Linked DNA regions of Homo sapiens: region 2 is linked to region 1. The links are chromatin contacts, found by Hi-C or POLR2A ChIA-PET in ENCODE. All regions are on one chromosome and are shown on one strand. Each heading gives the region's core, a stretch centred on a gene start or an enhancer-like site at or near the end of the contact. The rest is flanking DNA. Distances are from core to core; before and after follow the strand shown. Region 1 holds the start of MISP (mitotic spindle positioning). Region 2 overlaps CFD (complement factor D).

Evidence for each region. Hi-C counts contacts between places; a loop is a spot of excess contacts on that map. ChIA-PET counts read pairs that join two places held with the same protein, here RNA polymerase II (POLR2A). Pooled maps may share reads with other maps.
Region 2: POLR2A ChIA-PET joins it to region 1 with 11 read pairs in PC-9. The contact joins the enhancer-like site here to the promoter of MISP in region 1. A Hi-C loop is called at or near these places in 13 of 168 maps with a recorded cell type or tissue (HepG2, K562, chondrocyte and 9 more) and 2 of 50 pooled maps. POLR2A ChIA-PET finds 5 or more read pairs at or near these places in 9 of 52 experiments (A673, AG04450, B cell and 6 more).

The regions. Positions count from the first base shown.
Region 1 is chr19:749,772-752,471 of GRCh38, forward strand. MISP (mitotic spindle positioning) reads left to right here and starts at 1,341. Exons shown (of 5, transcript NM_173481.4): 1 at 1,341-1,400.
Region 2 is chr19:863,066-865,853 of GRCh38, forward strand. It overlaps CFD (complement factor D), which reads left to right. Exons shown (of 5, transcript NM_001928.4): 5 at 27-576. The coding sequence ends at 173. Among named protein-coding and RNA genes, the nearest start is that of CFD, 4.8 kb to the left of the region's middle. Within about 2 kb of position 1,251, at least 8 of the 41 ENCODE cell types and tissues checked have a DNase peak (open chromatin) inside an H3K27ac peak, as active enhancers do; they include left lung and transverse colon, where a contact is called at or near this core.

The DNA.
Region 1 (2,700 bases), core at 91-2,590:
CGAGATCGTGCCACTGCACTCCAGCCTGGGTGACAAGAGCGAGACTCCGTCTCAAAAAAAAAACACAAAAAAAGCACCCCCCTCCTGAGCAGCCCTGCTGGATTCGTAGCTGGGGGCCTTTTTACTCGAAGAAGAGACTGAGGTTCAGAGGGGCTCCACAAGCAGCCCCTCTGGCGTAGGTCAGGACAGAGCCCCAGCCTGGGGAACTGAAGTCCCTGCCCCCTCAGCTGTGTTCCCTGCCCTCATAGACGGCGCTAGGCCCAGTGGCCCGACTTCCCCACAGATGCTGGGCTCCCCACAGTCCCAGCAAGGCCTCTGCACCTTGACTAAGAATCCAGGAGGACCATGGGCGCCTGAGGGCCTCTGCGTCCCCATCTCTCGGGGTGGCCTGGGTCTTTTGACGGCCTCGTGCGGTTCTTTTTTTTTTTTTTTTTTTTTTTTTTTTGAGTTGGAGTTTTGCTCTTGTCGCCCAGGCTGGAGTGCAGTGGTGTGATCTCGGCTCACTGCAACCTCCAACTCCTGGGTTCAAGTGATTCTTCTGCCTCAGCCTCCCAAGTAGCTGGGATTATAATAGCGTGCCACCATACCCCGCTAAATTTTGTATTTTTAGTAGAGACGGGGTTTCGCCATGTTGGCCAGGCTGGTCTCGAACTCCTGGCCTCAAGTGATCCGCCCGCCTCGGCCTCCCAAAGTGCTGGGATTACAGGTGTGAGCCACCAAGTCCGGCCCCCTCGTATGGGTTTTTATGTGGATGGGGCCTAGGGAATTCCTCCCAGCAGCCCTGAGGGAGCCCGGGCGTGATGTTCCCCCACGTCCCGGAGGAGAAAACAGGGCTAAGAGAGGTCAGGTGGGATCAGAACCCAGGCCACACCAAACCCCCCCGAGTCTGCCAAACCTGGTTTATGCAAGAAGGGGGCCATCTAGGGGAGTTGCCCCAAGGGGTGGGCTGGGCCAGAAGGCACGGACGGGATTGGGACTCAGCCCCTCCGGCCCCCCAGGAGACACAGGCCACTGTGCACGCTGAGCTGCTGTGTGGCCCTGGACACCTGCTGACCCTCTCTGAGCGGTGCTGAGAGGCGGTGGGAGGGCCAGGCAGCCAAGGGAGGTTTCGGCTGAGTTCTGGCTCCTCGGGGCCACCTGGAGGCCCTGGGGGTGGAGGGGCAGCCGGCAGCGGGCACGGTGCCCGCCCTTGCCCAGCCTGGTATCCTCTTTCTCCCTCCTCCTCCTCTGGACTTTGTTTCCTGATCCCAGGTGGGGCTGGGGGGAGGGGGCACACCTGCCTCCCCTGGGTGGGGCCTCTGTTCCCTGGCAACCTGGCGGGCAGGGCGGAGCTGGGAGGCCTCTGTGCCCATCGAGGAGTCAGAGTGGAGGCTGCAGACTGTGGAGCCGGGAGCCGGCAGGTGAGGCTGGGGGCGCCCCGGGCCGGGCCGGGCGGGGATCCTGTGTGGGGCGGTTGGATCCACATTTGGCGTGGGAGCGTCATGTGTCTGTGGGCGGGGTCTGCTTGCCTGGCGGCACTTGGGATCCAGGGAGGCCCCCTGCCCCACCCCGTCACCCTCGGAGCCTCCCTGAGGCACCTTTCCCTCTGCCCCCGCTAGGTACTCTGGGGCCTCAAGGGCACCCACTGGGAGAGCAGAGAGGCCCTTGTCCCTGAACTCTGCTGGGGCTTTTGAACCCCAAATCCCAGAGCCCTCCAAGGGAGGGGCCGGGTTGGCACCCCCATGGTCAGAGGCCAGAGGGGCCCCTCCATGGTTCTGGGAATTCCAGAGGCTTCTGGAGAGATGCTTATCCGTCCCACCAGGCCCCTGACTGGGAGGCTCTGGGCAGTAAACACCCCCGTGGGGCTGGGGGCTGGTTTGGGGACACGGAGGAGGGGTGGCTGAGTACAGGCGGAAGGAGTCTCAGGCCGGGGCTGGGGACTTGGCCTGGGTCCTCGGGTGGGGGTGAGGTGGTAGCCTGGGATCCCGGGCAGCCAGCAGGGACTCGGCCCAGCGTCTGCCGGTGGAGCTCCGCCCAGGAGCCCAAGGAGCTGAGATGACTCAAGGGTGACTGCAACCCTGAGGGATGGGAAAAAGGAACGGGGCCCTCCCTTCTGCATGGCCTCCTTGTCTGAGTCTCGGCCCCACAAGGGAACCTTTGCCCCTCACATAGAGCCAACTGGCTGATGAGGAAGGAGGTGTGGCACCAGGGTCCATAAACCCAGTTTCATTCTGGTATCAACAGAGTTCAGGGTGAGGCTGGGAGGAGCAACCCAGGGGGCTTCCTGTAGGAGGGGGTGATTTGGAGCAAAGTCTGAAAACTGGCTTCAGACACTTGCTCTGTCATCGCTGTGTGACCTCAGATGAGCAGGTTCTCCTCTCTGGGTCCCAGCTCCCTCTCTCGAAAACCGGAGTCGAAAACGGTTCCAAGGTGTTGCAGGAAGAGTCTCAGGACGCCGAGGTCCTTAGCCACCGCCGGGCCTTGCAGGGGCCATCTTCCGTCCTGGGGCTCTTCCCCCGAGGGCAGCGCCGCTGCCCAAGAATGCCGGCCATGAGAGCCGCCGTGGATCCAGGGGTTTTTTTGGCCGACACAGTGAAACCCCATCTCTACTAAAAATACAAAACTTAGCCGGGCGTGGTGGCGGGCGCCTGTAGTCCCAGCTACTTGGGAGGCTGAGGCAGGAGAATGGTGTGAATCCGGGAGGCAGAGGTTGCAGTGAAT
Region 2 (2,788 bases), core at 1-2,500, 110 kb after region 1:
CTCACGGCCCCGTCCTGTTCCGGCAGGGTGACTCCGGGGGCCCGCTGGTGTGCGGGGGCGTGCTCGAGGGCGTGGTCACCTCGGGCTCGCGCGTTTGCGGCAACCGCAAGAAGCCCGGGATCTACACCCGCGTGGCGAGCTATGCGGCCTGGATCGACAGCGTCCTGGCCTAGGGTGCCGGGGCCTGAAGGTCAGGGTCACCCAAGCAACAAAGTCCCGAGCAATGAAGTCATCCACTCCTGCATCTGGTTGGTCTTTATTGAGCACCTACTATATGCAGAAGGGGAGGCCGAGGTGGGAGGATCATTGGATCTCAGGAGTTCGAGATCAGCATGGGCCACGTAGCGCGACTCCATCTCTACAAATAAATAAAAAATTAGCTGGGCAATTGGCGGGCATGGAGGTGGGTGCTTGTAGTTCCAGCTACTCAGGAGGCTGAGGTGGGAGGATGACTTGAACGCAGGAGGCTGAGGCTGCAGTGAGTTGTGATTGCACCACTGCCCTCCAGCCTGGGCAACAGAGTGAAACCTTGTCTCTCTCTACAAAAAAAAAAAAAAAATTCTGCGTGGTGGCTCACGCCTGTAATCCCAGCACTTTGGGAGGCCGAGGCGGGCGGATCATTTGAGGTCAGGAGTTCCTGATCAGCCTGACCAACATGGTGAAACCCCGTGTCTACTAAAAATACAAAAAAAAATTAGCTGAGCGTGGTGGTGGGCACCTGTAGCCCCAGCTACTCAGGAGGCTGAGGCAGGAGGATAGCTTGAACCCGGGAGGCGGAGGTTGCAGTGAGCTGAGATCGCACCACTGTACTCCGACCTGGGTGACAGAGCGAGACTCTGTCTCAAAACAAAAACAGAAACATTAAAAAAAGAGGAACGCGGGAAGCTACAGATAAAAGCGCAAGAACGGAGAATACAGCGAAGTTCCGGGTCCAGCGCTTCCGTGGGGCTGACGCGGCCACACGGCGGCGCCCTTGCCACACACACACACACACACGCGCGAAGGCCCGCCAGGCATGGGTGTCCCCTCCTGGTCTGGCTCATACCGTTTCCCTTTGCTTACCAAGGGGAATGTGAGCGTCTTCTGTGTGCAAGGCTGTGGGCTGAGACTCAGGTGCACAGAAACCCTTCGAGGCCGTGTTCCTATGACCCATATCCCATAAGGGGAAACTGAGGCTCACAGGGACTGTGCGACTCTCCTGACCTTACACAGAAGCTCCAGGACACAGCCTGGACTGGAGCCCAGAGCCACGGAGCCTGCCTTCACAAACCACCCTGGGTGCGGCCAGACCCACACCAGGACGACGAGCAGCGGCACCTGCTTGCTGGAGGCCCTGGACCTCAGGTCACCCTTCTTGGCAAGGCCAGGGAGGACACCTGAGGCCCTGTGCCCTTTCTCCCACCTGGTGGAGGGGCAGCCAGGCGCTATCGTAGAAAAAGACTGATGGGCCAGGCGCGGTGGCTCATGCCTGTAATCCCAGCACTTTGGGAGGCCGAGGCGGGCAGATCACAAGGTCAGGAGATTGAGACCATCCTGGCCAACACGGTGAAATCCCATCTCCACTAAAAATACAAAAAAATTAGCCGGGCGTGGTGGCGGATGCCTGTAGTCCCAGCTACTTGGGAGGCTGAGGCAGGAGAATAGCTTGAATCCAGGAGGTGAAGCTTGCAGTGAGCCGAGATAGCACCACTGCATTTCAACCTGGGCAACAGAAGGAGACTCCATCTCAAAAAGAAAGAAAAAAAAAAAAAAGAGAAAAGAAAAAGTGACTGATGGGCCGGGTGCCGGTGGCTCACGCCTGTCATCCCAGCACTTTGGGAGGCTGAGGCGGGCAGATCATGAGGTCAGGAGATCGAGACCATCCTGGCTAACACGGTGAAACCCCGTCTCTACTAAAAATACAAAAAATTAGCCGGGCGTGGTGGCAGGCACCTGTAGTCCCAGCTGCTCGGGACGCTGAGGCAGAATGGCGTGAACCCGGGAGGTGGAGGTTGCAGTGAGTGGAGATCACACCACTACACTGCAGCCTGGGTGACAGAGCGAGATTCCATCTCAAAAAAAAAAAAAAGACTGATGATCTGAGAGGCAGGTCCGCTGGGAAAAGGGGGGATGGATTGATGAACACTGTGCTTGGGTGTTTTTGGGGCTATGGAACACTCACCTAGGAATCACACTGACGTGCAAGCACGTATTGAGCACTTACTGTGTGCAGAGCCCTGGGCCGGGCACGGTAAGACACATCTAAGCCCCAGCCCTGCTCTTAGGAATTTGGTAAATACTGCACTGCACGGAAGGGGGCCCATTCAGCCGTCTGGTGACCACCACGAAGTTGGAGCTCACTGTGTGAATTTCACGTTTTTGTTTTTGTTGTTTTTGAGACGGAGTCTCTCTCGTCGCCCAGGCTGGAGTGCAATGGCACGATCTCGGCTCACTGCAACCTCTGCCTGATGGTTCAAGCGATTCTCCTGCCTCAGCCTCCCGAGTAGCTGGGATTACAGGCATGCGCCACCACGCCCGGCTAATTTTGCATTTTTAGTAGAGACGGGGTTTCTCCATGTTGGTCAGGCTGGTCTCGAACTTCCGACCTCAGGTGATCCGCCCCCCCTCGGCCTCCCAAAGTGCTGGAGTTACAGGCATGAGCCACCTCGCCTGGCCACCCAGCTAATTTTTAAGATTTTTGTAGAGATGAGGTCTCGCCATGTTGCCCCAGGTTGGTCTTGAACTCCCAGGCTCAAGTGATCCTCCTGCCTGGGTCTCTTATGGTGCTGGTGCGTGAGCTGCTGCATCC